Linked DNA regions of Homo sapiens: region 2 is linked to region 1. Evidence: chromatin loops called from intact Hi-C (ENCODE). Cell type or tissue: PC-3. All regions are shown on one strand. Links, peaks and the distances in the headings refer to the core of each region. The heading gives the core; the rest is flanking DNA.

The links. Hi-C counts contacts between places; a loop is a spot of excess contacts. Peaks named below come from ENCODE experiments on the same cell type or tissue, not always from the same donor. Only the 100,000 strongest peaks of a DNase experiment are listed, where the experiment ranks them.
Region 2: a loop joins it to region 1, with 3 times the contacts of the local background. A loop is called at or near these places in 2 of 110 quality-filtered maps.

The regions. Positions count from the first base shown.
Region 1 is chr2:189,547,117-189,563,074 of GRCh38, reverse strand. SLC40A1 (solute carrier family 40 member 1) reads left to right here. Exons shown (of 8, transcript NM_014585.6): 8 at 884-2,485. The coding sequence ends at 1,197. Among named protein-coding and RNA genes, the nearest start is that of SLC40A1, 26 kb to the left of the region's middle. In PC-3, for the core only: no CTCF peak of the experiment used is centred there; a DNase peak (open chromatin) is centred at 7,634; H3K4me3 peaks cover 530 bases; H3K27ac peaks cover 1,202 bases.
Region 2 is chr2:189,618,547-189,634,504 of GRCh38, reverse strand. No RefSeq gene overlaps it. Among named protein-coding and RNA genes, the nearest start is that of ASDURF, 35 kb to the left of the region's middle. In PC-3, for the core only: no CTCF peak of the experiment used is centred there; a DNase peak (open chromatin) is centred at 9,634.

The DNA.
Region 1 (15,958 bases), core at 6,514-9,013:
TTGAATTACTGAGCTCAAGTGATTACTTTTTAAATGTAATTTAATTTATAAAAGATATTAGCTATATTAATTATACTGCCATCTAGTAGAGTCTTGATATTGCAATAACCTTAACAAAAAAACTGTAGTTTAGAAAATATTCCCATAGGACAACACTAAAAAGGTAATGTTTTTGGCTTTAAAAGAAGATGTGAAAGTGATAAAAAAAATCCTTCAAAGGTCTTCTCTAGCAAATATGTATTTATTATATAGTTTGCCACACAAATGGATTTTATAGCCCTGGAAGGAAACATAAAGACTTCTTACAAAGCAAAATTTAAGTAATAATTAATAGAGTACTGATGAATTATCTCTGAATTCAGTCTTGAAATGAAACTGTTTTTATCTTGTGATACAAAACAGTTCATTAGTTTATTGAAGATATTAATTTCCAGGCAAGACAGCTTTATTGTTTGGGCTTTAGAACTCTAGCAGTAATATAACAATGGTTTAAAGTTTCCTTACACTTTAACCATAACCATTTATTAGGTCATTTGAAACTTAAAAAATACTAGTACTTATACTATAATAGGATTTATTATGTCTCTGATTTCAAAGTTTTGTTTTTGTAGTATGAATAATCACAGAAAAACAGAACTAAGAAGTTTGTAGATTAGACTTCTTTTTGTCTGATGACTGTAAAAATCATTTATTGAGGCCACTAATAACCCAATATTTATTTATGAAAAATAATTCTTAAGGCAAGGCTATGGTATATTTAAGGTGACTTAAAGACAGTCAGGCTAAAATGTATATTTTGCATATGTCAACAGATTTTTATCTGTGATTTGAAATGTATGCCTGTAAACTAAAATCTAATCTTTAAAAAAATATTTTATTATAGGTCTTTGGTCCTTTGATTTAACTGTGACACAGTTGCTGCAAGAAAATGTAATTGAATCTGAAAGAGGCATTATAAATGGTGTACAGAACTCCATGAACTATCTTCTTGATCTTCTGCATTTCATCATGGTCATCCTGGCTCCAAATCCTGAAGCTTTTGGCTTGCTCGTATTGATTTCAGTCTCCTTTGTGGCAATGGGCCACATTATGTATTTCCGATTTGCCCAAAATACTCTGGGAAACAAGCTCTTTGCTTGCGGTCCTGATGCAAAAGAAGTTAGGAAGGAAAATCAAGCAAATACATCTGTTGTTTGAGACAGTTTAACTGTTGCTATCCTGTTACTAGATTATATAGAGCACATGTGCTTATTTTGTACTGCAGAATTCCAATAAATGGCTGGGTGTTTTGCTCTGTTTTTACCACAGCTGTGCCTTGAGAACTAAAAGCTGTTTAGGAAACCTAAGTCAGCAGAAATTAACTGATTAATTTCCCTTATGTTGAGGCATGGAAAAAAAATTGGAAAAGAAAAACTCAGTTTAAATACGGAGACTATAATGATAACACTGAATTCCCCTATTTCTCATGAGTAGATACAATCTTACGTAAAAGAGTGGTTAGTCACGTGAATTCAGTTATCATTTGACAGATTCTTATCTGTACTAGAATTCAGATATGTCAGTTTTCTGCAAAACTCACTCTTGTTCAAGACTAGCTAATTTATTTTTTTGCATCTTAGTTATTTTTAAAAACAAATTCTTCAAGTATGAAGACTAAATTTTGATAACTAATATTATCCTTATTGATCCTATTGATCTTAAGGTATTTACATGTATGTGGAAAAACAAAACACTTAACTAGAATTCTCTAATAAGGTTTATGGTTTAGCTTAAAGAGCACCTTTGTATTTTTATTATCAGATGGGGCAACATATTGTATGAAGCATATGTAGCACTTCACAGCATGGTTATCATGTAAGCTGCAGGTAGAAGCAAAGCTGTAAAGTAGATTTATCACACAATGACTGCATACAGACTTCAAATATGTCAATAGTTTGGTCATAGAACCTAGAAGCCAAAAGCCACACAGAAGGGCAAGAATCCCAATTTAACTCATGTTATCATCATTAGTGATCTGTGTTGTAGAACATGAGGGTGTAAGCCTTCAGCCTGGCAAGTTACATGTAGAAAGCCCACACTTGTGAAGGTTTTGTTTTACAAATCACTTGATTTAACACACTCAGGTAGAATATTTTTATTTTTACTGTTTTATACCCAGAAGTTATTTCTACATTGTTCTACAGCAAGAATATTCATAAAAGTATCCCTTTCAAATGCCTTTGAGAAGAATAGAAGAAAAAAAGTTTGTATATATTTTAAAAAATTGTTTTAAAAGTCAGTTTGCAACATGTCTGTACCAAGATGGTACTTTGCCTTAACCGTTTATATGCACTTTCATGGAGACTGCAATACGTTGCTATGAGCACTTTCTTTATCCTTGGAGTTTAATCCTTTGCTTCATCTTTCTACAGTATGACATAATGATTTGCTATGTTGTAAAATCTTTGTAAAAAATTTCTATATAAAAATATTTTGAAAATCTTAATTTTTCCTGAATTCTGTTCCCCAATTATTTAACAAGGCTTTTGTTACAGAACATCTGTTTTGGGTAACTTGTTTTTCTCTATAAAGGGCTACAGTGTCATGATTTTTAGTGTTATCTCCCTGTTCATATTTCTAGTTTATGGTGGACTGGATAAAAGTGTAGTAGACATGAGGCCCAGCACTCTTTCTTTGACTTTGAATATGTCACACTAAGCACTTTTAAGTTCTCACTTCTATTTTCCCTTCTGTAAATTGGAAATGATAGTAAAAACAACCCTACCTACCTTTCAACTTTCCTGGTTGAATGAAATAAGAGAAGCCATGTGGAATTACTTAGTGAACTACAAGACAAGGCAGCATTTTTACTAGAGGTTGGACCTTAGTAATGACGGGGAGCTGAGGAGAGATGTCTGCTGCCTCTAGAGAGAGTAGAGCCACATTCTGCATAAAGGAAACATTTATTGGGGACTTGATCTAAACTGTTATCAGTCCTAGGGATTCAGACTGGACTCAGACATAGTTGATCAGAGCCTCCTTTCCTTTCTCCTAAAATTGAGAACTTGAGAGCATTTGGCATCGCCCTGCAGCTACTGATCTGTTCATGATGTTTGTGCAAACTAGATGCCTCTGTTAGGTTTGGCTGCTGTCTTGAACTGGCTCTCTGCTCCCTCCCACAGGGGTCAAGGCTGGGATTGAAGATCTGTCCTGAATGTTTGCAGCTGTAACTGAAGGCCTATGACCTTGAAAAATGAACAGAACCACATTAGCAAGGGGAGGCCTCAGCTCTTAATATGGGCATTTTGCCATTCTGTGCATCTAGTGAGAGAGGCCCTGTGTAGGAAGAAGAAGCATGGAGTTGAAGAGTTAATAGGAATTTTTACAGCTGTTGCTCTTACCTTTGCAGACTACTGCTCAGAGCAGGAAGAGGAAGGAAGTGGAAAAGAATCACTGCTGGTCTGGACAGCCTTTGTTGTTTACTTCCTCAGACCACAGAAGTAGGGCAGGGGTAGGTGACCTGTGTGGCTGTGTTATGGGGGTGCTTCTAAATATGGGGTCAAACTCAAATAACTGCAGAGCCAATTAGGTCATTAAAATGAATGAAGTAGATTTGAAATAGGAAAATACTCGTTTTATATGTAATTGCATTTTACCGAAGTATTTAATTTTGTTCCCACTTAAAAACAAATTCATTACATTTTTTTTCCTGCTTTTCTCTGTTGCAGGCTTCTTACAGTTATTAAGTTGGTTCTTTCAGCATACACACCCTTTGTTTGCATATTAAACATAGGTAAATCATCTTCATTTCTATAAAGAAATATCCCCCTTTTTTGGAAAATCTGGCTTGATTTTTTTTTTTTCCTTTTTCCCTACCCTTTAAGAAAATAAAAGTGTAAATAAGAAATTACTTTACTGTTTCCCATAAGACAAAAGACAGTACAAGAGGCATGCTAAATGACACATGGCCTTGGCAGTCCTACTGGAGTGGTAATAGGGTACACCCAGGTTAACGGGTCAGCTGTAAGCACTCCCCATTGCCATGCTGGAATGTGGGTCCTGTGTTGTCAGATCTTTTGATCTTCAAAGAGGAGCTGGGGATTCTGGAATCTCCAGATTCTTTTTTGTTTGTTTGTTTGTTTGTTTGTTGTTTTTGAGACAGAGTCTCACTCTGTCACCCAGGGTGGAGTGCAGTGGCATGATCTGGGCTCACTGCAACCTCCGCCTCCTGGGTTCAAGCAATTCTTGTGCCTCAGCCTCCCGAGTAGCTGGGGCTATAGGCCCCCACCACCACACCCAGCTAATTTTTGTATTTTTAGTAGAGAAGGGGTTTCACCATGTTGGCCTGGCTTGTCTCGAACTCCTGACGTCAGTTGATCTGACTGCCTTGGCCTCCCAAAGTGCTGGATTACTAGCGTGAGCCACTGCCTCTGGCCTGGGATCTCCAAATTCTTAAATATTGACAACTTATTTGAAAGTGCTAAAAATACTTTGCTAGCCAAACAAAATACATGCCATTTTAAAAGCTTTTCTCTCAGGGGATTGTTTGTGAGCAAGGAGATAGAATTTAATTAAAGCTACTAAGTGTAGGAAGAGAGCAGAATGAATGGACAAGAACTGCAAAGTAAGGAGAACAAGAAAGAACTGGGCAGACATTTGTGGTAAAGAGTATTAAGCTATTAGGCATCCTTTATTGGAGGTTCCTTTAGGTCAAATGATCTATGTATTTATTACTTGCCATACTGATGTAAGTACGAATTCTACCACATAGTTCCTTTAGTCCATGTGTTTGCACTATTGGGCTATAGGATAATGACGTTTAAAAAAAATTAAAAAGCTTTCAAGTTGCCAGAATCATAAAGATGGTGCACTCCTGTTTTGAAAAAGAAAAAAGCACCAAATTTTAAAGAATGAACGTCCACTTCTCCCATCCCACTCCCTGAATCCTCAGAAGTACCCACTGTGAACAGCTTAGGGTTTGTTCTTATAATTTGTTTTTACTGAAGTTTTGAAAACAAATCTTTTTATATCATCATTCGGTTTCCTTATCTCTGTCTGCTGACTATTATTATGTATTTTTTCCCCACATTCTAAGGAAGGTTAAAATAAAAGTCACGTTTGCATTAAGACTGTTGATATAGAAATTTAAAACTTTAATAGAACAGAGGAAAATAGATACACAACTTATCTAGTCTAATATTAATATTTATTGTGATTAAAAATAAATTTAGTCCACAATTCCTTTCAGCCAAGACAAAAGATCACTGAGTTTTACTTTTCTCTCTCAAATGATACTTCAAACTCTATGATGTCAGTTAAGTATTGCTCCTTCTTTTTATAATGTTGTCTTCCTCTTGATCCACCTTCCAGAAAAATCTTTGCTATCGGGAAATTTTTCTTTTATAGGACAGCAATTCAAGAATAGAGTTGAAAAGTTAGAAGAACCTTGTGACAACACATACAGAATTAGCACAAGTCTGAACTGGCTACACTTAGTCACACTTTAAAAGTTAAATGACTTTTTTTCCTTATAAGGAGGCTTGTTTTCAAGTCCAAAAGGGAGTAAGTATTTTATCTAAAGAATGGACAAATGGAAGATCAAAGTACAACACAAGTAAGTGCTTTATTTTTTTTTTCATGTTCTTTACCCTGGCCTCTATGTAGGTTAGTATATATTTTTCTATTTGAACATTTTCCTTATTGCATTTTGCTGGGAGAAAAGTGCACTGCAAAGTTTTTGAAGTAAATATGTTCAAAATCAACTTGGTGGTTGTCCTAAACTAATGTATACAATTGTAATGATGATAATACAGAAGTTAATCTAATTAAATAGATTGAAGATGTAAGAGAATAGATATATTTTATGGTAACTAAAACACTTCAAAAGAAATCCATGTTTTGAAGAACTATGTTATAAAGACCTTATAATAAGTGATCTCAAGCAGGACATGGGCACATATTAAGTCCTATCTAAAGTAATATTTGAGCTTAATGTGAAGATAATTAAAAGAATGCCAATGATAGATTTAATATTTTATTTAATACTATGTATTAACTAAATAGATACATATCTTCTTACCTATTAAATCCCAGGTATTTAAGTAAAGACACTCCAGTGGAAAGGAATTAACATTTGAACATCCATTATTTGTCAACACTTTATTCATTTAGTCCTCACCATAACTCAGTGAAAAAGATATTGTCTGTGCTTTATAGTTGTGGAAACAGTTTTAGAATAAATATCATGTACTTGTGCAGCTAGTAAGTAGCAGAACAGAATCTAAAATGATTTCTGTCTGTGTCCAAAGGCTTTCTCTCCTCCATATCCCATAACCCTGGCATGAGCTTTGTCTAATGAGAAGTGCCAGAAAATCCTTAATATCCTAAGGGGCCTATTTGTTTATGGCAAATGAGGATTTCTAGGGTGGAATCATCACCAGATCAAAGACACATTTCTGGCATAAAAAAGTATTAATAGGGCCGCGGTGGCTCACGCCAGTAGTCCCAGCACTTTGGGAGGCCGAGGGGGGCGGATCACGAGGTCAGGAGTTCGAGACAAGCCTGGTCAATATGGTGAAACCCCGTCTCTACTAAAAAATACAAAAATTAGCTGGGCGTGGTGGCATGTGCCTGTAGTCCCAGCTGCTCAGGAGGCTGAGGTAGGAGAATCTCTTGAACCTGGGAGTCGGAGGTTGCAGTGAGCCGAGATCATGCCACTGCACTCCAGCCTGGGTGACAGAGTGAGACTCTGTCTCAAAAAAAAAAAAAAAGTATTAATAGATGAGTGAGTACTGATACATAAGCCCTAGTACAAAAGGCTGTAACACAGGTACAAGCCATTCTTTCCGGAGTAGCTTAGATTGACAGATAAGGAGAACCAGTGAGGAAAGTTGGCAGAAGGATCTATAAAAAACAGCTGCTCCTGTCACCCATGCAGAATACATTTGCAGTGAAACTGACATGGTGACATTTGCAAGTGAATGGCTGAAGCAAGTTAACAGTTAGGATGGGGGTAGTACTCTTGGTGAAGGTATGCCCCACCACAACCCCTGCCCAGAGCACACCCTCCTGTTCTGATATTGGGAGTGGAACCCTGATTTACTTTTGCGCTCTCTGCCCATGTATCTTAAAGAAGTCTACCCAATGACATGACTTGCCCACTAGCACAGAAATCCTTCCAGTCGGTGTGATATCTGTTAAGAAAAACCCCACTTAACAACAGAGGAAATCCACACGAGCTACTTGAATTCATCAATCTAGTCTTTCTCTCATGAGTTTGTGCAGATAACCACTGATGGCCAGATATCTGGGGAAAACCAGCAGCATCAGATAGGGCTAAGATGAAAAAAGAAAGTCATAGACCAACAAAAACAGGTTATTTAGGGAAGAAAAATTTTAAAAAATTCTAGTTAATGTCCTCAGAGATTGATGAAAGAATGGTATCTATAAAGAAAGTACACGGTTTTATGCAAAAAGAGAACAAGAGGAAATTAAAAATATGATTGCCCCTCCCTCCCTCCATTCAATAAAAGGCTAGGTTTAAAAGTAGAGCAAACAGACAAAGTAACTATGAGAGAAAAAAAGTGAGAGATCATAAAGATTAATCTAGGATGTCAAATACCTTTCTATTGAGAAATCAAGTAAGAGAGAGCAGATAAACAGAGGAGCTGAACGGGGGGTGGGGAGCATAGGAGGAGAAGCTGGACTACCTTAATGCAATGATGAAGCGTTTATATGTTTCTTGTGTAATCTGGAAAAAAAGCAACAAGAAACTTTAGGAAAAACACAAAAACTTGTACAAGAAAGTCATGTTCCAGACATGAAACAAAGTAAACTGTTTCATATGGCATGATGCTGAGGAATTACTGGAGTAAAAGAAAAGAAAATTAAGTTTACTTTGATTTTTTTTTTTTTTTTTTTTTTTTTTTTAAGAAAAGGTCTCACTCTGGCTCAGGCTGGAGTGCAGTGGCACGATCTCGGCTCACTGCAGCCTCCAGATTCTCAGTTCAAGAGATTCTCCTCCCTCAGTCTCCCGAGTGGCTGGGATTACAGGCATGCACCACCATGTCTGGCTAGTTTTTTTGTATTTTTAATAGAGACAGGGTTTCACCATGCAGGCCAGGCTGGTCTTGAACTCCTGGCCTCAAGTGATCCACCCACCTCAGCCTCCCAAAGTGCTGGGATTACAGGCATGAGCTACTGTGCCTGGATACTTTGATTCTTAAATCATTTCCTTTGAGTGGCAAAGTTTTCCTTACATAGGATTACATTTCTTTCTCCTGAGGTTTAATCATAATACTTGATTTTGCAGTGAATAATATCAACATAATAATAATGTTCTATATGCTATTCCTTTCTAACTTTTAGAATCAACCAGTAAACAAAGCTTAGAAGACTTAACAAAATAAGGACAAGACTTTATAAAACAAAACTTTATTAAAAAAACAAGACTTTATTTTAAAAACCAAGACTTTATTTAAAAACAAGGCTTTATTTTAAAAGCCTTTATATAAACAAGACTTTGCCAGGTATGGTGGCTTATGCCTACTGTAATCCCAACTACATGGAAGGCTGAGGTGGGAGGATTGCTTGAGGCCAGGGGTTCATGACCAGTCTGGGAAACATAGGAGACTCAGTCTCTGAAGAAATAAAAAATTAAAAAAAAAATATGCTGTGCATGGTGATACGCACCTGTAGTCCCAACTACTCAGAAAGATCACTTGAGCCCGGAATTTGAGGCTATAGTGAGCTACGATGCACCACTTGCACCCTATCCTGGGCAACAGAGGGAGATATTGTCTCTAAAACAAACGAACAAACAACCCACAAGATTTTATATTAAAAAACCAAAAAAACCCAAGACTTCATAAAACAAAGATAGGGTATACTGTAAATGTTATAAATACCAGTAATTTAAAAGTCAGGTATAGTTAACAAAACCTGGGAGTTACAGGTGAGAAGAAGTGAAGGATAGTGGAGCATTCATACGTTCTCACTTTGTGGAGAGGAAATTGAGATACTTCCTAAAATTAATGAAAAAATAAAGAGAATTTAAGCCTATTATTTGAAATCATGAAAGATAACTAATAAAAAGTTATACAGTAACCAATAAAACCTGAGAGAATGGTCAGGGAGTAAGCAACAAGTGAGATGAATCACTTATCTTTCACAGTGGGTCATTGTTTTAGGTTGCTTAGAGCTACATTAGTAGTATTGAGAATTAGATGTAGCTGGTTTAACAGCAGTCACTTTAGTAGGTCCTAATCCTTACCTAAATCTTTTATCTATACGTTTACTAACAAGCTCATTCTTCTCAAATACATATCTTAATGAGCCCAGTGGTTGACTTAATGGGAGAACAACTTATACCATTCATTTGGAAACACAGGTTTAGGAAGATATAAGCAGACTTTTTCAAAAGTCTATTATTGTGATGTGTTAATAGTCATTAAATTGACTGTAAGACTGCCCTCTTTTAAAAGTGAAATATGTATTTGTGTAAAGAAGAAGGAAAAGACTGTATGATCTTAGAACTAAGTTAATTGAAGTATAATATAAATATATGTCAAAATGTGTTATAAATTATGTTATACTGTTTTCTTCATGTGCAAATGTGTTGACTGTGGCTTGTAGGTTATTTGCATCTGATACTTTTTTTTCACTCTTCTCAGTTCTAATCGTCCTTTGTTTTTCTCTCTTTCCTGGCAGCATATCATTCATATTCTCAGATGTTTTGCAGTTCTTAAAACTCTTAGATCTTTGATTTTAAGCAAACAAATGCTTAGCAATGCATACAGGTCTTATAAACAGTTTTATGCAATATGTTATGTTCAAAATGGTGACACATGTTTAACATAACACATTGTAGAAATTCCAAGTTTAACTTCCAAAGATCAAACAAATACTCAGACATGAATCAACCTGTCAGTGTCAACGTTTATAAAATAAGAGTCACAGTTTTCACGTGCTTATTAAAAACTGGTGTTTTCATTGGCTGGAGGAGTGTGTGAAAATCACACCCTTCTAAACACAGGGAAACAAACTAATGATGAGATAACTACTTGAAGACCTAAGGATGGAAATAATGCCAAGTGCTTATCTCTGGTTAGTCTAACAATGGGTAAAGCTGTAACTTCATTTAATACCAGTATGTCTTTGAATTGTTAAAAGCAGTAATAGAATCATCAACACCACAAAACCAACACCATCCCTTAAAATATGGTTATGAATATATTAACAGTTTGGATAGGGAGTTTAGGTCTTTCAGCTTTTAAATAATTTCAGTTAGGGGGTTCCTTTTAACCCTTTGGGTAGGTAACATACTGGGTACCCCAATATGTTACCTACTCCCCTCTTCCATGTATTTTGTATTTTACGTTACTAAATAATAATAGTTACAAGTTAGAGACCGTTTCTATCCACAGTTCATATCTGTAACTATGGTCCAAAAGTGCTAACCCCAGAATAAAATGAGTGATCTGGCTAAAGGAAAACATCACATGGTGAACTGATAAGAGGAGCTTATTGTGAAAGTCTCTGAATATAGCGTAGTGCCAAAACATTGTTTTTCAATGTCAAAATAGAGTTCACTGGAAAATTTGGAGCTGAATTGAGGCATACTTAAAATAGAGCCCTCGAGCAAACGCTCTTAGCTATTCCTCATCGCCAGTCATTCCTGTTGCTGGGTGAATTATTCTCATTTCTAATTTGCAGATACAGGAAGTGAGAGTTTCAGAAAAGTAGACATATTCCCAGTATCAAGTTAGTGTCAGTAGCAAGCAAGACTTAAACAGCAGTACTTCCAATAAGAATTCTGAAGGATGTTAATTTAGTGGGACCTTGAACCTTGCTTAAAGGTAGATCCATATAAATAGGTCATTACTTTGTATTTCCCCACAATTTATCTAGCTTATGAAAACTACTGGGGAAAAATACACATCTTAATCTCATAAAACTCACACCTACTCCCTCCTACAATATATAATTTTAGGGGAGGCTAGTTTGAATTCCCAAATAGGTTGAGTCATTGGTGCCTGCTATGTGTCAGTCACTGAGCTCAGCACAGGAAAAACAAAATAATAGGATATCAGATGTATTTACTGATGTTTTGTAAGGAAAGGCAAAGCATACAAATAAATATCTTTATATTGTGATGTGGAAGGGCTGTGGTGATGTGTATAGGCTGCTATGGGAGGTTAGAGGGCAATGTCCAGACCAACCTGGAGTAAGAGAAGGCTTCCTGAGAAGACATGCTTCAGTTGTGTCTGTTCTGTTTGGGTAGTGGTTTTTTTTGTTTTTTTTTTTTTTTTGCTCATTCAAGAATTCCAAATAATCATGAAAATATAAACAAGAGAGTAAAACTCACCCAAAATCTCTTCACGAAGATCATTGCCGTTGACATTTTAGTGAATAACCTTTCCAGGCATGCATGTACATGTGTTTGCATACCCATAATTTTATAAAAATGTTGCCATACTTCACATGTTATTCAGTATCTTGATAATTTTTCATTCAACAATATAACCTGGATATCATTGCAGAGCAATACGTTTAAAATCATGTTACAATTTTTCGTGGCCATATAGTATTTTATCATACTTTATGCCTTTGTTTAGCCAGAGGACAATTAGGTTGTTTTCTGTTTTTCTGCTGTTTTAGATAATGCTATAATTAACATCACTGTGTTTACAGCTTTGGGTACTTGAGCAATGATTTCCACAGACAGGTCCCTGGAAAACTTGCTAGATCATAAGTTATACACATTTGAAATTTTGATTCATAAATGCCAAAATTCTCTCCAGAAAAGTTGTGCCAATTCGAATCACCATTTTCCTACACCTTTGTCAACATCAGATTTTGTCAATCTATTATATGTTTGCCAATCTGATAAAGAATTTTTATTTGAATGTGCATTTCTTTAATCAACAGTAAGGTTAAACTTTTCAATTTCTTGCCTATTTTTCTGATTTTTATGAATTATACATGTTTTTCATAGGCATGTTTATCATCATCTGATTGGTAAAAGATCTTTGTATGCTGGGGATGTTAATGTTAGTCTGTCGTATGCACTATGGCTATTTCACCTCTTTGCTTATTTGACTTTAATTTTGGTTTAAAAATATTTATGAATTGGGTCTATCAGTCTTCTCTATTTTGATTTCGAGTTTTGGGTGGGCTGTAAAAAGGTCTTTCCACATAGAGTTTTTTTTTTAAAAAACTCATATTTTTCCCTGGTACTTTTACAGTTTTATTTAAATAAAATTAAGCCATCTAGAATTAGCTGTGATATAAGAAATAAAGTGGGGTTCATATTAGTTACCTATGTCGAATAATCTTTTCCCTTGCTGATATAAAATGCTGTATAGTAATTAATAGGTGCTGGAGTTAGGCTGCCTGGATCAAATACTGGCTCCATTACTTACTAACTGGATGAATCTGTTTTCTCATTTATAAAACAGGAATAAAAATTCTATGTATCTCTTGGAGTTGTTTCCAGGATTCATACATTAGTGTATGTAAAGGGCTTAGAAATAATATATGACATATAATAAGAGCCCACTAAATAGCTGTTATGGGATACCAAATTCACATGTATATGTGGTACTATTTCTAGACCTTATTGTTGCACTCACTGGAGTCTAGAAATTCATGGGTCAGTACCAGTTCTACCTTTATAACATGCATGGACAAGTTCTCATTCTTTTTCAAAATTTTCCTCATTCTTTTAGCATATTTATTTGTTTATTTATTTAGAGATGGAGTCCCACTCTGTAGCCCAGGCTGGAGGGCAGTGGTGCAATCTCGGCTCACCGCAAACTCTGCCTCCTGGGTTCAAGCGATTCTCCTGTCTCAGCCTCCCGAGTAGCTGGGATTACAGTCACCCATCACAAAACCTGGCTAATTTTTGTATTTTTAGTAGAGACGGGGTTTCACCATGTTGGCCAGTCTGGTCTCGAACTCCTGACCTCAGGTGATCCGCCTGCCTCGGCCTCCTAAAGTGCTGGGATTACAGGCTGGAGCCACCACGCCCGGCCAGCATTTTTATTTTTCTATATGAACATTAGAATCATTTTGTCAATTCTTAACGAGCTCATTGAGATTTTGATTGGCAATACAGAGAATGTTATTTGGAAAAGTTGACTTCAAACCTTTTAATTTTTCTTTCCATTAAATAGCGTGTCTTCCATTTATTCAAATCTTTGTGTTACTTTATGGTTTTATTTATATGGGTCTTCATTTCTTAATACTGAATATTCTGAGCTAAGTCTTGAAGGATGAACTGGAATCAGCAAAATAGAGGGAAAAAATCGTTTAGTGGCCTCTCTTTAGTTGCCAGAAGTCATAGTTATACTTGGAACACTCCTACTTTTAGAAATAACATTCTTTAGTCAGTCCACATGAGATACAACCAGTGAACTAAACTGGAAAAAAAAAAAAGATGTGGTCTTTCCTGCAAAAAAGGCGAGTGGGGCAGACAGCCAGTGTGAGAAATATTTATGCAGCTGTTGCCTGAACTAGTCCAAAGAAACTTCTGGTGACTGTTAACAATAAACATGTTTAGCTTGCTAAAAACCTATTGATTTATTTAAGAAAAATCCAAAGTCTAATATGTTTTCAATCAGTGTGTATGAACCAAGGAATGTGAATGTTGGTGAATGTGTGTTTGTGGGTGTTTTGAACAGAACTCAACCTAGGCAAGTTTGTGAAGTAGTTCCAGTTTTCCTTCATTTGCCATTTGATCTCATTTTTAGCCCATCTCACCTCAACCTCAGAACCACGGCCTTGGAATACCACTGCTAGGGTTTAAATTTCCTGCCCAGGTACTAACTTTCTGTGTCCTGTCCAAGCTAACACTAAATAGAACCCTCTCCCTCAAATGCTGAGTCATGGATAGCTGATCTTAGTCAATCTTTGCTTAGCTAGGGATGAAATAAACATCAATAGACTCCCCTGTCCTTAAAGTGAAGTAATGTACCTTAAGGTACTTTTTATCCAGAGTTCTTTTTCAGACCTCAGAATTTTAAAGACATTCACGATCTCCCACCCTGTGACTTTTTATTACTACTCTGTACACCACCTAGGAGTATAGGGTTGCCCTTGCTACTCCCCCAAGCCTTTAAAAAATATTATATATATTTGGATCAGGAGACTCATTCTATTCTCAGGGCAGACTATCCAACCTACAAGCCAGCTGTTGAAAAATAATACTTTTGTGGCTTTTTCTCTGCTCTACAAGCTGGATTGGTCTTAGACTTCCTGTGACACAGCCAGGAAGAAAAAACTCATCCAGAATTGTCCTCATGCTAATTACATTTTATTCATTTCTCCAACTTCAAAAATACTGGCAGTTCCAGTAATAAAGTGGTTTCTTCTTTCATTCAACATATACTTACAGAGAACCTAGCAATAATTGTAAGAGGCAGGAATAATATGACAAATTTTTTTAAAAGATTAATTAATTAAGCAAAAAATATTTTTAAATGATCTAAAATTAGATGTGATGATGGCTACTCAACTCTGAACATGCTAAAAGCCTTTCAGTTGTATACTTTAAATGGGTGAAATGTATAGTATGTGAATTATATCTCAATAAAGCTGTTTTTAAAAAGCCATAGAAATCCAAATACCTCAGTGCCAAAAAAAAAAAAAAAAAAAGAAAAGAAGCATAGTTATCAGCTTAATTTGATAGAGTAACCGACTGCTATGAATTAAAAATAGCTAAAGTAGCTTGAGTGGCTGCTTTGGAGTAGGCCGTTTATGTACAGTCTCTTTTAATGTTCATAGTAAGCTTTTGAGGAAGGCAACGCTTATCCTTATTTCATAGATGAGAACTTGATGCGTAATGAGGTTAGATACCTTTGTCAAAGCTAATGTAGTTACTAGGGGATACAGTTGGGATCTAAGCCTAGACACCTGCCTCCAGCGCTTAACCTCTGAAACACTGAGCTAATCTGAATACTCAGAACTGGTTTGGTTTTTGACTGCCCTTCACAGTAAACAACAATTATCCTGAATATTGGATCATTTCTGAAGACCCAGACAAGTTCTTTCACGTAGTTGTGGCTTGATTTTGAAATAGGATCTACAAAACAGTGACTTATATACAATTGATTTTCAATCTATAATTTGGTAGATATTTTCTGGAAATAATAATGTCTATCACATTTTACAACTTGAATTACATTTTAAAGTATCCTAGGCTAGAGCAACTTGCTGTGGGAAGTGATCCCTATGCCTCCTACATAGATACAAATGGTGAATATTTTTCATACTCATTTACCTACATTTTTAGATTTCATTTGTTTCAAGCAAGGTACTCGACAACTGTTACAGTATCAAGTTCTTCTACATTTTTAGAAATCCCAGCATCATTGTAATTGAATATGTATCCCACCAGCTGAGGGGAAACCAAAGATGTCCTTTTGAAGAAAGTAGTCTCCCATCCCTCTGTAGGTGAGTTCAGACTCCAAGATAAATTAGAAATATAGACCAGGATGATTCATTGTCAGCTTGTGGGGAAGCCCAAGAAGACCAACATTTATTACTGACTGTTCAATTTAAATAATTAGGCAAAGCTAAGCCTTGTCTCTTGCAAGAAATCTTGTACTAAAGAGCAATAGAAATAACTATGTTTGCAAATTTTGTCTATGGGGACGTTCTTAAGACTAAGATTTAAGATTACTTTTTCCACTTTCAATAGAGTTTATAAGCATATGAAGCTTCCTTCTTCTGTTTCCCACCCCTCTTTTCCAAGTCCCCAGCCATTAGCAGCCTATGGAACATTTGTAAGAGAGGTGTTATGACGTTTCAAAGATAAAGTTACATAATCTAGTGGTTAATGCAAATTTAACAAGATATTTAAGATCAAATAATAATTTCAACCTTCTGCTCATATATTGGCTGGGAACACAATTTCTTGGTGTGTTAAGTTGATTTTCCAATACAGTTTTTAGTTTAAATTAACAGTCTTTCTTGGTTG
Region 2 (15,958 bases), core at 8,562-11,061, 69 kb before region 1:
TGAGATTGAATATGATGTTTATTATCATCTAATTGTTTTAGCAGAGTTCAAATTACTACTGATCAAATGTTGAACATGATACCCAGCCCTTCACTTTTCTCAAGATTGATATTTCCCTGAGTTCAGAGTACAACATTTTACAATTATTTTTAGAAGTTGTACATTCCTAGCAGTTGACTAGTGAACCAATTACATTCCCCTAAGAACCCATCATAACTTCAATGTCATTATAGTAATTTGCAAAAAAAAAAATTATAGTTTCTTGAGGTAAAAGGGTTAGGTCAGAGTTTTTCAACCTTGGTACCATTGACATTTAAGGCCAGATAATTCTTTGCTGCGGGGTTTGTCCTATGATTTATGGCAGCTGCCCCCAGTCTTCTTGGGACCAGGGAACAGTTTTGTGTAAGACAATTTTTCCACAGACCAGGGGCCGGGGGGAGTAGTTTTGGTATGATTCAAGTGCACTACATTTATCATGCACTTTATTTCTATTATTGCCTTGTAATATATAATGAAATAATTATATAAATTACCATAATGTAGAATCAGTGGGAACCCTTAGCTAATTTTCCTGCAACTAGATGGTCCCATCTGGGGGTGATGGGAGACAGTGACAAATCATCAGGCATAAGATTCTCAGAAGGAGCATGCAACCTAGGTCCCTTGCATGTGCAGTTCACAATAGAATTTGCACTTCTATGAGAATCTAATGCCACCGCTCATCCGACAGGAGGTGGAGCTCAGGTGGTAACTTGAGCATTGGGGAGTGGCTGTAAATACAGATGAAGCTTTGCTTATTCTCCCGCTGTTCACCTCCGGCTGCATGACCAGGTTGCTAACAGGCTGGTCCGTGGCCTGGGAGTTGGGGACCCCTACTTTATAGGATGTCTAGCAGCATCCCTGGCCTCTACCCACTACATGGTAGCAGCAGCCCCATCCTCCAAGTTGTAACAACCAAAAATGGTCCCAGACTTTGCCAAATGTCCCCTAGGGGGCAAACTCATCCCCAATTAAAACCACTTGCTTATTTAGTTCTTCCACTTATTTACATTTCTAATTTCAACTGTATTTTAAATCTTTAATGTCATATGAAATACAGCATACTACATACATGTTCTATCACCAAGGATGTAAGGGATTCTTGCTTTTTAGGTAAATGATGTTATTGGTTTAGGTCTGTATGCTTTTACAATGTGAGCCACCTTACACAAAGTGCAGAATGGTATATAGAAAAAAGTACACTAGAAACTTGTTTTTCTTCTCTCTGACAATGTCACTGAATGTTCTCAATCAAGCATTTAAAACATATTCAACATTCAGTCAACCTAGACTTATTAAGTTACTACTATGTGATTGGCACTGTTGCTACCTACTGAAGGTACAAAGATGAGTAAAATGGTCTCTATCCTCAAAGAAGTCTCAGCCAAGTGGAGAAGCTGGGCAAGGAAACAGCTACACCACAATGTAATAAATATTGTAGCTGAGGAATGGAAATTTGGGAGCTCAGAGGAAAGAGTAACTCTACCTGAGGAAATCATGGAAGACTTTTAAAAGGAAACCAAGCTGGAACAGATGCTTAAGATGAGCAGGAGTTTACCAGGCACAGAGGGAGAACAAGGACTCCAGGCAAAGGAAACAGCCTCTGCAGAGACTCAGAGCCATGGCTTTAGGGGACGATAAACATGGTGGTATGACTGGAATCGGAGAGGTGTGGGGTGATGGCTGGAGAGGAGGCTGGGAAGGCGGGCAGGATCCAGCTGCTGCAGGCCTTGAATGCCAGGCTAAGTTCTCTTAATGGTCTCTCCTATAAGCCGTGAGAAACACTTGAAGAATTTATAGGTGGGAGTACCCTACAAGGATAATCTAGCCAACTGCTGTTTTATTTAGTGGTTACTAATTTGGATATTGAGATGTTTGTTTTATAATTGTGTTTACTGTAACTAATTACAGTTACAGTAAATTTAAAAAAATGAGGGCCAGGCGCAGTGGCTGATGCCTGTAATCCCAGAAATTTGGGAGGCTAAGGCAGGTAGATCGCTTGAGGTCAGGAGTTTAAGCCCATACTGGCCAACATGGTGAAACCCTTGTCTCTATTAAAAATACAAAAATTAGCCGGGTGTGGTGGCGTATGCCTTTAGTCTCAGCTACTTGGGAGGCTGAGGCCCTTGCATCACTTGGGCCTAGGAGGTGGAGGGTGGAGGTTGCAGTGAGCCAAGATTGTGCCATTGCACTACAGCCTGGCGACAGAACAAGACCCAGTATCAAAAAAAAAAAAAGAGTTATATAATAAATCCTATAATGAATAAGTCCTTGTGCTACATGTTAGGGGCAAACAGAGCCATAAAAAAAATCTTAAGGCGCCTATAATTTACTAGGGAAGAACGCCTGGTATGTCATAAAAGTCTGTACGTAGTGAGGAGGCATCAGACAGAGGAGAGGATGATTAATCCTGTCTGAGAGTAAGGGAGTCTGGGAAGGCTCCACGAAACTTTGATGGTGTTTGCCAGCTGGACAAAGGCTGGATGATGCCACCTTGATGGTATCCTTGTTCTAGGAACAGAAAGTCTACTCTTACCTAGGAAGAGTTGCCCTTCATGTTTTGTTTTCAGAAAGTATCACTTCAATCTAAACATTTAGACTATGTGGATACACTTAAAGGTCCATTCAGATCTTTATCAAATGTAAGTTTTTAATTGAGGAATTTCCTGACCATCCCTTGTTTCATTTTCTCTATTTTACTTTTATCACCACATATAACAGACTATGCTGTATATTTTATTATTTTATCTTCCCCCTCTCAAATGTAAGCTGCATGTGTCAGGAATTTATGTCTATTTTGTCTATTGTTATATCCTTAGTGCCTGCTACAGGGCCTGGTGTGGTAGATTTCAGTAAATGATTGTTAAATAAATGAATATAATTTTATTACTAGTTATGTTGGATTTAACTAGAATTCAGCTAAATTCACCATAGCATTACATGTTAAAGAATTCTTTTTTGTTTTTACCAGGTAGGTAAATACTCTCGAAAATGGCTTCATCTTATTCAGTTTTATTCCATATTTCTCAAAAGAGGAGAGTTATTTCATTTTTTTTTTTTTTGCTGCCTGGATTCATACTTAAATTCAAAGTTCATGGGTAATTTTATGACTGCCTGACTAATGTAGTACAATTGTTTAGATTGAAGCAGAATTTATAGATACGTTCAGTATCTATAAATTCTCAATCCCAATAACAAGATTTTACTTTTGAAAGGTCAAAATGTATTGAATCACTTTGAGAACATAACTCAGGTTAATGTGTATTTATTTTACCTCTGTGGAAATGCTTAATATGTTTCTGTTCCTTTTTCCCTCCTTCCGTTCTTCCTTCTTTCCACCTTTCCTCCCTTCCTTCTTTTCTTTCTCCCTCCTTCCTTTTGTTTTTCCTCCCTCCCTTTTCCTTCTTTCACTATATTGTGATAGAATAGTGTTTAAATTAGTGATTCAAAGCAGCATAAATTTATTCTTGATATAAAGGGGGATGAATTAAAACCAAATTGACTTTGCCATCTGTATGTTGCTTTAAATTGAGAACATATATTTGGTAATAGTGAGGGAAGGTGTTGGTGCTGATCCAGTCACCTGTGGTCAGGGAGGGGGCGTCACATGTTTCCTGGGATTCATCTTTCCTAAAGGGAAAAGGTGCTAGCAAGTGTGTGTTGATAGGAGGGTGAGTGGGGAGAGAATGGAAAGGCACCAGATATACAGACACTCCTGAAGTGCCTACTGTAGTAACTGCTGAGCTCAAACAGTGAAGGAGCATGTTTGTCTTCTAAGAGCATTAAAAACATTTTTTAAAAATCATCAGGATAAACAGCCAACCTTTTTCTGTTCATTCTGAAGGTGATATTCTGTTCATCCAGTCTTTTCACTGTTTCTCAGTGTTTATGTTTAGCCTATGTAACATAATCCTTTTTTTTTTTTTTTTTTTTTTTGGGAGACAGAGTCTCACTCTGCCATCCATGCTCAAGGGCAGTGGTGTGATCTTGGGTCACTGCAACCTCTGCCTCCTAGGTTGGATCAATTCTTGGGCCTCAGCCTCCTGAGTAGCCAGGACTACAAGCGTGTACCACCATGCCCAGCTAATTTTTTGTATTTTAGTAGAGATGGGGTTTCTCCATGTTGCCCAGTCTGGTCTAGAACTCCTGACCTCAGGCAATCCACCCACCTCGGCCTCCCAAGGAATTGCAGGTGGAACCTACCATGCCCGACCTATATGACGTAATCCTATTAATGAAAACTGAATTTCAGAATTTTCTGTTTTCTTTTTTTGGCTAAGATCCCAGCTTGGAAAAAGAAAGATTATATATATATATATATTTCGGCTTGATGTCCAAGAAAAAGTCTAGATTGAAATCAAGAAGTTGTTTGTATTATTTTTTTTCTCTTGAAGATGAGCCAACTTGTCAAATGTTTTACATCATGAGAACCACAGTCAGATAGCTTCCTGCTGTCTTAGAATAAGAGTGCGTTTTGGAATGCTGTTTTATTCTGTTTGTTTTCATTCTCCCTTTTCTACTTCCGTCTGTTCTTCCCTGCCCCCAGCCCTTGATGTTGTTTAGCAGCGTATGCTTCCTGTTAGTGTTTTGATTCCTTTTCAGGTTTCAATTACAAAAACAAAATAACTCAAACAATAGGAATAACATAGATGATTCTCTGGAATGAAAATTGAGCTCTCCCTAGCTAACAGGGAGATAGATTCAAATGACCACATGTTTTTGTAGTTCTCCAGATTTCTGTTGGAGACACAGTCTGTGTATCACTACCCATCCAGAAGGCATGTCTTGCGTTAGCATGGAAGACCACTTTTAATCCAGCGTGCCTTCCCAATTCCTGTGTAGAATGAAGATATGAGACTGATGCAGTGCTTCCTGTAGAGCCATACACATATTATTCATTCATCCCACAAGTAAATGTTAGCTTCTTTATTTTAAACTAGGTACTGGGAATATAATAGTGAACAACACAGACAGCTGTCTTTGCCTCAGGTAGCGCATGATGTAGTTAGGCAGAGAACTGAACAGAAAATTACCTTCTGAAGCAATAAATACTGTGACATGGGAAGTGCAATTTGCTGTGAGAGCACATAGGAGGAGCCTCAAACCAGAGAAAGGGTGAGGTGAACAGAGAGAGGTCAGGGCAAGCTTCGGAAGACTTAAGATGAGACTGGAAGGGATACAAATTAGCTAAGCAAAGGATGAAAGAGTGGATATAAAAGAAAGGGAAGATAAAAGTATTTACTCATAATCGCCGTAACCAGTCTTCAATGAAATTTCTGAGTTTTGGAGATATTTACTGATGAGCTACCTTTATGTTGGACTGCCGGCTATCCTCAGCATCAAAGCTGGATGAACAGCAAGTACTGCTGTACCGAAATGGACATGTTAAAGGCTGACTAATTTCTACGTGGGCAAGTCACGTCTTCTACCTTTGGTCATGAATGGTTCCTTCCAGAGCTTCAGTATGCTTTTTCAGGAATCCTCAAGCCTAGCATGATGGTGCACGCCCTTCCATGAAGGCCTATGGCACCTTGGCCAGACCTCTGGGAGCACATGAAAATGAGCTCAGCCATGTCCATAATCCAGGAATTTTCTCCCTTTATTTAAGTGAGTAATGCCTATTTATATATTTAAAAGTTGAGAATAAAGACACACAAAAAGAAGAAATTAAAAATCAATCACCATCCTACTCCCCCAAGCTAAAGTCTGTTAACTTCTTGGTGTACTTATTTGTTTTTTTTTTTTCTATGTGCTTTAGTTTTGGTGTTTGTTTTTTCATTAAAAATTCATACATGCCTATTTTTTAAAATGTGGAAAATACAGTAGAAAGAAAAATTTGATGAGAGTTCCACAACTCAAAGAAAACCAATTTTGATATTTTTCTTTTCCATCTTTATTTGAGGTACAGGCAGTGTTTTCTTTTTTTCATTTAGTTTTTGCTTTGTTGAATTGCTATTTACTTGTACTTCTGAGCTTTGCATCTAAAGTGGAAACTTTTTTATAGTAGCCTTGTTGAAATATAATTCACATACCATAAAATTTACCCTTTAAAGTGTATAAATTAATCAAGTTAATATATTGAAAGAGTTGTACAGCAATCAGCAAATATAATTCTAGAACATTTCCATCGCCTCAACACAAAACCCCACACCCATTAGCAGCATTAGTAGTCATTCCCTGTTTTCTCCCAAGGCAGCCACTAATCTATTTTATGTCTCTGTGGATTTGCCTATTCTCGACATTTCATAGAAATAGAATCACATGATATGTAGGCTTTTGTTACTGACTTTTTTCACTTAGTGTAATGTTTTCAAGACTCACCCATGTTGTAGCATGTATCAGTACTCATTTCTTTTTATTGCCAAATAATATTCTATTGTATGGGTATGCCTTACTTTACATACCCATTTATAAGTTGATGAACTTGTAAATATCCATTTATAAGTATACATATCCATTTATAAGTTGATGAACACTTTATTGTTTCTGCTGTTTGCCTATTATGAGTAATGCTGCCGTGAAGACTCATGTACAAGTTTTATGTGGACATTTGTTGAAGAGGAACATTTTAAAGGAAATTTCTTTAGAGGGTTATTCTGATGATGGCAGATGAAATGTTAAAATGTGATTGTTTGGAGCCTCAGCTAGATGCTTCTATTTTCTTTCATAATAAATAAAAGAATGTAAAACATTCTTATAACATTAAAACACCAACCTCCCAAAATATGTAGGCCACAGCCACTCCATCCCCAAGCTCCAGCCCATTCGTGCATTTTTAAATTTTTATTTATTTTATTATTATTATTTTTGAGATGGATGATCACTCTTGTTGCCCAGGCTGGAGTACAATGGCACAATCTCAACTCACTGCAACCTCCGCCTCCCGGGTTCAAGCAATTCTCCTGCCTCAACCTCTGAAGTAGCTGGGGTTACAGGTGTCCGCCACCACACCCAGCCAATTTTTGTATTTTTAGTAGAGACAGGGTTTCATCATGTTGGCCAGGCTGGTCTCAAACTCCTGACCTCAGGTGATCCACCTGCCTTGGCCTCCCAAAGTGCTGGGATTACAGGCGTGAGCCACTGCACCTAGCCCTTCATGCATTTTTTATTAGCCCTCTATTAGGTGTGGGGTATAGAGCTTAGTATCCTATGACTCCAGGGAGCCCATTCACATTGTATTCGATATCAGAGTCATCTATATGAAGTGAAAAATGACCCGTGGAATTAAGCAACACGGTGAGCCCTAGGTCTAGGCACAAAATTTGCTTCAACATTTTATTTTACATGAGAAAGAGCTCCTCATCTCTCCCACTGGTATGCAGTGAATGAGTTTTGTCCTCCTTTTTTTTTTTTTTTTTTAAGATGGCATCTCGCTCTGTGTGGCCAGGCTGCAGTGAAGAGGCTGGATGTTGGCTCACTGCAATCTCCGCCTCCCGGGTTCAAGCGATTCTCCCGACTCAGCTCAGCCTCCCGAGTAGCTGGGATTACAAGCGTGTGCCACCACACCCAGCTAATTCTCGTATTTTTAGTAGAGACAGGGTTTCACCATGTTGGCCAGGCTGGTCTTGATCTTCCGACCTCGTGATCCGCCCGCCTTTGCCTCCCAAAGTGCTGGGATTACAGGCATGAGCCACCGCGCCCAGCCTGTCCTCCTGCTTTTTCATATGGGATGGATCCTGGGAAGGAGAAACACAGTGCAGGAAGCAGAGTAAGATTGGGGAAATCCTTTCTTTACTCCTTTGTCTTAAAACTCTGCCTGATTGCTTCATCTTCTTTATGTCTCTAGAGATAAGCAAAAACCTGGAGGTCACGGATGACTTTGATTATATTCCTGGAGGAATCATTCAGCCCTTGATTAGGTGTCTTTGTTCTGTTCATGCCAAACATCACCAGACAAGCAGTCACATCCCCTGAGTTCCCCAGTACCAGATTTTTCACTTATTGGGTAACTCAGCCTTTCTGAACTTAAAAAGTTTCCTTTAAGTTCATCATCAAAAGAACTTAAAAAAAAAACTTAAAAAAAGAACTTAAAAAAAAAAACTTTAAAAAGAACTTTAAAAAAAAGAACTTAAAAAGAAATAAAGAACTAGTAGCTCCATTCTCTCGATAGCTTCTTTGCCTTCTTTGACATCCCTTGAAGTCTGTGGCTTTAATCCAGATGACATGAAGTAAGAGAGTCCAATGGACAGAAAAATGATTAAAAGTAGGCAAGGTTGAGAACCCACTTGGTATCTCTGACTGCTTTGGCTTCAAAGTGTTGAACTGGGGCCCAAGCCAACCTGTGGAAACATTGCTCCAGGGAGCAAGGTGTAGGACTCACCTGTGGTACATGAACTGTTGTTGTCTCTGGAGGAGGTCTGTCAGTGCTCCAGCCAGAGCATGAAAATCACGTGGTGGTGCCTCAACCTTGATGGTTGAGCTGTGTACAGAGGATAATTCCTGCATCTTGTCATCAATCATGGCCAGAAGGAACATACCAAGGCCATCATCCCCAGAGAGGAGAGAGGGGCATACCATATCTGACAATATTTCTATAAACATTATTTTTGGGCTGAAATACTAGGCCATTACACGTTTCCACCAGGATGGTGCCAATATGCTCACAGTGCCTGATGAGGCTCCAGGAGGTGGCGTCCAGATCAGGTTGTATGTGGGTGGAGCAGACAGGATTGGGGATAATAGGAACATTACCTTTCCTTCCAACCAGCTGGTTCATTCTTTTGACCCCTTTTGTTCTTCTTTCTTCCTCTTTATTTAGTAAAACCCAAACCAATTTCTCACTTTCTGCCTCATTTTCCACTAAGCACAAAGAGGCAGCACTATGAATGTTTCCACTATTGATACCTGGGTGATACCTTCATTCAGCAATGATGTCAATTCAGGCACCTTGAGTAGACTCCTTGGGGAGAGGCTTCATTCTCTAACGGTGCCTACTTCAGAGGGATATTGCTCTGATGTATTTAGAGTTTGCTTCCCAGACAGATTAACACCACAGATACAACAGACCCTTAAGCAAACATACCCTGATCATACACTGTACCCTGGGCCAGCCCACAATCTAACACAGCAATATTGTCCACCACCCAAACTCCCACCAAATGTGTATGCAGCTCTGGGTTCAAAGGTATTGGAAACCTTCTTTAAAATGCAGAAAAACCACAGTATTCAGAAGAAATTTTTATGTTCCTGACGCACTATGGAGCTAGGCTTTCTTGGAGTGGAGGTGGCAGCATGGAGAAGAGGTGGGGAGAGCCTGCCCAGGTCAAGAGTCAATTTTGTGTATCAAGCTTAGAATCCAGGTCACACTCTAGTGGTGGAAAGTGACCCAGCACTACATGAAAATACATAGAGATTGCATGTCCTTGTCTTCTTTTGACTCCTGGTCTTTTTCTCCCCTTTCTCTGTCCTCCTTCTGACATAAAGAGGAAAAGGAAACTATAGATACTGCTTTACCACTCTTATTCCACCGTGAGTACACAGAATCTCATAATCAGGTTACTATGCACATACATATCAGTGCCTTGCACACTGAGCTCTTTTTACCTTCTCTGAGGTGAGTGAAGAAGGGAAGGTCTGTAACCTGAGAACATGACTATTGAGAATGAGTCACTGTTCACTTGACCCAGGTGGGTGAAAAGACCCAGCAGCCCCATGCTGCCTACTCCCTTGGCTGCCTACCACTGAGCAGGGAGGATGTGCAAACCTACTGTCAACCTCCCTCCCAACCTGTGGTCACCTCTGAGAAGCCAAAGCAGGCACTCAGGAAGAGCTGAGGAGGACTCCTTCCTTCCCCTGAGCTCAAACTTCTGCGATTCCCAAAACAATACTCCAAACACAGTAGAGACAGAAGATAGCACTCAGTTACTAGAAGAACAAATATATTTGGAAAGAATAAATATCCTTGGTTATGAGAAACATAACAGAGACCAGGTTTTTCAGAGGATGTGGTAGCATGTGGCTATTCTTGCCTAATTGTACAGAAACATTTTGTTGATGGAAATTTCCCTCCTCAGAGGAGATGGAAGACTTTCTTGTTGACTATCCCTAAAGACAAAGCCAGGGACAGTGAAGAGGGCAGCCTGAGGAACTTCTCCTCTTTCGCCCATGCTGGCAGGGCCTGACTGGGGAAATGGGCTCCCTGGGGCTCCTGGAATGGGGATGATCTGGACATACTGCCTGACCCTTGAATCTGACAATTTTGTGGTGGATGTCCAGAGACATGAAAACCGAATATAATTATCCTACTGGATCATGTTCTAGATGGGAAAAACTCAGGAACTAAAAACCAAAACCCAAAGCAAAACACAAAAACAAAAAAAAAGGAAAAGCTTACATTCATGGGGACTTTATTGTGTAAATTGCCAAGATTTTAATAAAGACAATAGATAGAGTTTGTATCAATGTTAAATTTATTGTATTTTTTGTGTGTACCTAAGGGAATATCTTTTTTATAATACAAAAAACTGTAGTATTTAGGAGTTAGGGGTAAAGGGCTATATGCAACCTACCATTAAATGTTTGAAAAAAATTTATTTCTCTATCCATCTGGATAGAGAGAAAATGAGAATGTGAGTGAGCAAGAGAGTCCAAGGGGCAAATGGTTAAGAGGGTAAATCTGTGTAATGGGTATATATTTATGTAACTTTTTTAAAGGTTTGATATTCCCAAATTCAAACATATTTCTAAGAATCCCTCAGATTTTTTTCCTGAAAGTACAAAAGTTAATAAATTTTTCCTTCTTATCTACTGTTCTGTCATTTACCTGTGGGTTTTTGGTTGTTATCATTGTGGAAAATAATTCAAATGTAGGAATTTAAAAGCTATTTTAAGGTATGGGTTGTTGAAGACTTAAATCTCAGCACCAGCTACATTAGTGCAACTAAATTTTAAAGATTGCTAAAGTCAAATACTTGTATATTGTTTCTTAGAGAATTCAGCAGTATGTGCCCTGAGAGCTATGTTCTTCTTAAATCAATATTCTTAAACTGATCTTCTTGCCAGAAGAAACACATTTTACTTAATTTAGTTTTCTTTCACTTAATGGTCATTATTTCAGCTTAAGATTGTCAAAGAAAAGAAGAAGAAGAAACTACCACATTTATTGAGCATGTCTTATGTGTTGGATGCTGTTATGTGCATGCAGGCATTTAATCTTCAAAACACTTCTGAGGAGTGCATAGTGGTGCACCATTTTACAGATGATCAAACTGAGGCTCTGACGGCTTAACTAACTTGCTCAAACTCAGCTGCTAAGTGACTGAGCTGAAATTGAGGCCCTATCTGACCTCAAAATTAGTACAACTCTTTCCATTGAGCTATGCAATTTCAGAAGTCAACTAAATAATAATCTAAAATACTCAGTTTCAGTTTAACTCATGATCTAGCATTTAAGGTGAGGCCCATGATACTGTTCATTTAATGCTCAGTTTACTACATATTTTAGAAAATCAATTGTTTTTGCTACTATTAACTCCGTAATTCAAGCAAATTGTTACCAACTAATTCAAGAAAATTTATTTTCACTCAGATGCTCCCTAATTTTGCCTGAATAACTATCAAGTATGGGATTTATGTAGAAAAATTTTAACATATATGACATTTTATGCCAGAACGGTATTATATTATTTATAATGGTCTTATATTTTTTAATCTAGCTTATATTTATTTGTTATGGTCTTATATTATTTAATCTGGCTCATATGAAGTTATTTATTATGCCAAGGAAAATATCTGAATATGGGACAGCCAACCCAAGGTAGATAGGTTACCCGGAACTGACATGTTTCCACTCAGTTACCTTTTGTGGTAAGAAAAGAGAGTTTGCAGAACCACAATAGTGAGTAGATAATCACACTTTGAATATATTAATAACAAGAGGAACTTTGGAAGTTGTACAAATACATAAATATTAAATAACATGCTCCTGAATGACCATTGAGTCACTGAAGAAATTAAGGAAGAAATAAATAAAAAGTGTTTCCCTGTCCCCACTACCCCTTATCATGAACCCTGTTTATTTCCTTCATAGCACTTACCACGGTTTGTAATTATCTCTTTAATTTCTTTGCTTACTTGTTTATTGTCTGTCTCAGTTACGAGGCTGTAAGGTCCTCAGGACTGAGAACTTGGGTACTTAGTTCACTAATTATCACCAGCATCTGGAACAGTGTCTGAGAAGATGGAAATAGCATTTATTGGATAAATGGATTAGGAAGTTTTCTGTAGATCCCAAAGTGCATTTTCTTCAGTTCCCTTATCTAAGCCTGTTTGCAAAAGCAAGAATAAAAGACAGATTACTGTTACATTGCATGTGCCCTCAGTAGAAATTTTGAGTCTTTTTTCAAACAAAATAATTTTCCTGGAAGCCAGCTTTTGACATGAAATTTTATTTTATTTAACTATAGTAGACTTCCAGCAGTTTTATAGTTTGGTCTCAAATAACTTCTTTACCATCTGCTTTTAATTTTGAAGGGACCCTCCCTTCTTTCCAAAATACATGTATTAAAAAACACATTAAAATAAAACTTAGGTCATTTAGAAAGAGAAGCATATGTGTTTTTAAAAAAATGTGACCTGAAAAGTTAAACATTAATTATTCAGTACTTTTTAGCAACAAGGAAAACAAAACAAAACAACAAAAGGCTTCATCATTTTGTGATAGTTGCAAATAATGACCAGAAGTTTCCTTCTGAGATACACACATAGTAAAAAAAAAAAAAAAAAAAAAAAAATTAGATGCTCTAAAAGATGCTGAAGAAACATCTTGGTGAAGAATACCATAGGCCTCTAACCCCATCAATAATATTTGAGTCTTTGGTTTACCTGTGGTGTAGCGATTAATAGCAAGGAATTCTGTTCTCCATCTTTTCTTTTTTATATTCAAACATAAACTATTCTCTAGTGGGAAACAATAATTTTTAAAATACATTTTTTATCATTATTCTCACAAAATGGTTTTCAATTTTGGAGACCAACACAAGTATGGTATTGTAAAAGTTCTTAGGAATGAGCCAGCACATATTTTATATTTTAATTGTGTTAATGACATGAAATTTAAAAGAACTGGCAAAATCTGCCACAATGTACAGTTTTAATCTATCATGAAAATGTGTTATATGACCATCTGGGAAATCTAATCAATATAGAATCCTTGGACCACAATAAAATAAAGGAATCCTAGAGGCCATTGAACTCATTTCCTGTGTCAGAGAGCAATACAATAAAACAATTCTAGAAAGTAAAAATCCATTCCATTTTAATGTCTTGAGAAATATTACTTCCTAAAAATGATTTTATTCTGGGATAATAAAGTTATCATGGCATAATATTGTTGGATTTCTACTGCGTTGTCCTTGAATTACAGGACTTAAAAAGACAGAAAATTGGATTTTTAGGAATTTCAAAAACCAAAGAGCTGAGAAAGAAAAATGCTTTCTCCTTCAGAAAAAGAACAGCAGCCTAAATAATATGCAATAAAATTCTTGTGGCATCAGGCACACAGGGTATTTAACCAACCAAGACATTTTAATAAATCCATTTATTCTAGCATGTAACCCACACAAGACTTTTGATGTCCTTTTTTAGTCACGAAGCACCCACTGTGACTTGTCACCATTGCAAGTATTAATTATGGTTTCTTACTCAAGAACACTTGACAAAGGAACACCTTGTGTGCAGGAAGGCCTCCCCTCTGGTCTCCTGCCACTAGGCAGAGACCTCTCCTACCTGTGATACCCTGGCAGCAACTGTTGCTCTTTCTCCCTTAGTTCTTGCTTTCTGCTGATATCCCTTTCTTAAGAAACATTAGGAGAGCTTGAAAATACAATCAAGAGAATTCTTCACATACTCTCCTCGTCATAAAGGACAATGTTTAACAATAAGCTCTCGCCCATCATCAAGGATTATTCAGTTATCTTAGAGGCATGCACCTGTGTTTGAGACTAGCTACTTACTATTTGGTCCAGAATTTGGGAAGTTACATTTTAGTTTATAGATTTGTCTCCAGTAGAGATGCAAATTATTTCTGTCTGGTATAAAAGGGAACTTAAATGTTATGCTGATTATGGTTTTATTTTCCTGAAAGATATTTACCAGTTTGTTATTTAATCTAGGAATCTTATTCTAGCATTCTTCCTCAAAATGCTGATATATATTCAGTTCTTCAAAATGTTCTTTGCACCAGCTATAATGTTTTTCTGGTTCTCATATTAGTTAATAGGTTCAATAAAACCTTTATTCATTTGCATTCTTAATTTGTATGAATCATATTTTAACTTTTTGAAAACTTTATATCTTCTTTGGAAGCTTCCCATTGCTATTTCCAGTGGAGCCACAGAATCCAGGCCCTGCCCATCCCCTCATCTTTTATTCTGGTATTGTTTCCTTCCTACATCAACATGGTGTTATACAGCCAGCCTCCTAGAAATTTTTATAGGTCTATATGCTCCCGAGCCTGTTTTCCAAAATTCTTACACAGTTTTTAAAGAGAAGGGCTCAGATTTAGGGATTTATCTCACAGATTTTTGTGGATTTATCTCATAGAGTTAAACCTTTATTTTGATTCAGCAGGTTAGAAACACTCTTTTTGTAGAATCTATGAAGAGACATTTCTGAGCCCATTGAGGCCTATAGTGAAAAACCAAATATCCCGCGATAAAAACTAGAAATAAGCTATCTGTGAAAATTATTTGCGATATGTGGATTCATGTCACAGAGTTAAACCTTTGTTTTGATACAGCAGATTGGAAAAACTCTTTTTGTAGAATCTGTGAAGCAACATTTCTAGGCCATTGATACCTATAGTTAAAAACCAAATACCCCATGAAAAAACTAAAGGCTTAAGAATCCTTCAGTGTCTTGGGCTTTAAAATATCCTTAATGTTGTTTCTGGCATATTGTAAGTCAAACTGGCTTCCTTATGGGGTTAGTCAAAGGACTTTAACACACCTATTTTGGCATCTGTGGCAAAATGTAAACAAATTCCAAGCATTCAAGGTTGGAGGTTAGTAAGATGGTACATATCTGTTTACTTTGCCTTCCCAGCATGTATCTCTCCATCTAGTAACAGTACCCTGATTTTACTTACTTACCTTTAGAGTCTTAGTGGGAGTTTTAGTTAGAATGCTCTTTCATCTCTTAGGCGAGAAGTGGGCACATGACCTCAGCCAAGTCAATAGATGATCTGGAATTTGAATCTTAAATAAGTAACATGTTATCTGAAATAATGAGTGTGGTTCTTTCATCCCAAGGACAGGACCCTCAATCAGGGTTAAGTTGTCATCAGTTTAAAGTAACGGGTTATGAGATATTATTTGTAAGCCTCGTGGTAACCTCAATTCAAAAAACATACTACAAATACACAAAAAATAAGGAGCAAGAAATTAAAACATACTACCACAGAGAATCACCTTCACTTAAAGGAAAACAGAAAGGAAGGGAAAAGGGAAGAGAAGACCACAAAACAACTAGAAAACAAATAACAAAATGGCAGGAGTAAGTTCTTACTTATCAATAACAACACTGAATGTAAATAAATTCTCCAATCAAAAGACGTAGAGTGGCTGAATGGATTAAAAAAAACAAGACCCAACAATCTGTTACCTACAAGAAACACACTTCACCTATAAAGACACACACAGACTGAAAAATAAAGGGATAGAAAAAGATATTCCATGACAATGGAAACCAAAAAAGAGCAGGAATAGCTATGCCTATATCAGACAAAATAGATTTTAAGACAAAATCTACAAAAAGAGACAAAGAAGGTCATTAAATAATGATAAGGGAGTCAATTCAGCAAGAGCATATAAGAATTGTAAATATATATGCATTCAACACTGGAGCACCCAGATGTATAGATATATAAAGAAAATATTGTTAGAACTAAAGAGAGATACACCCCAATACAATAATAGCTGGA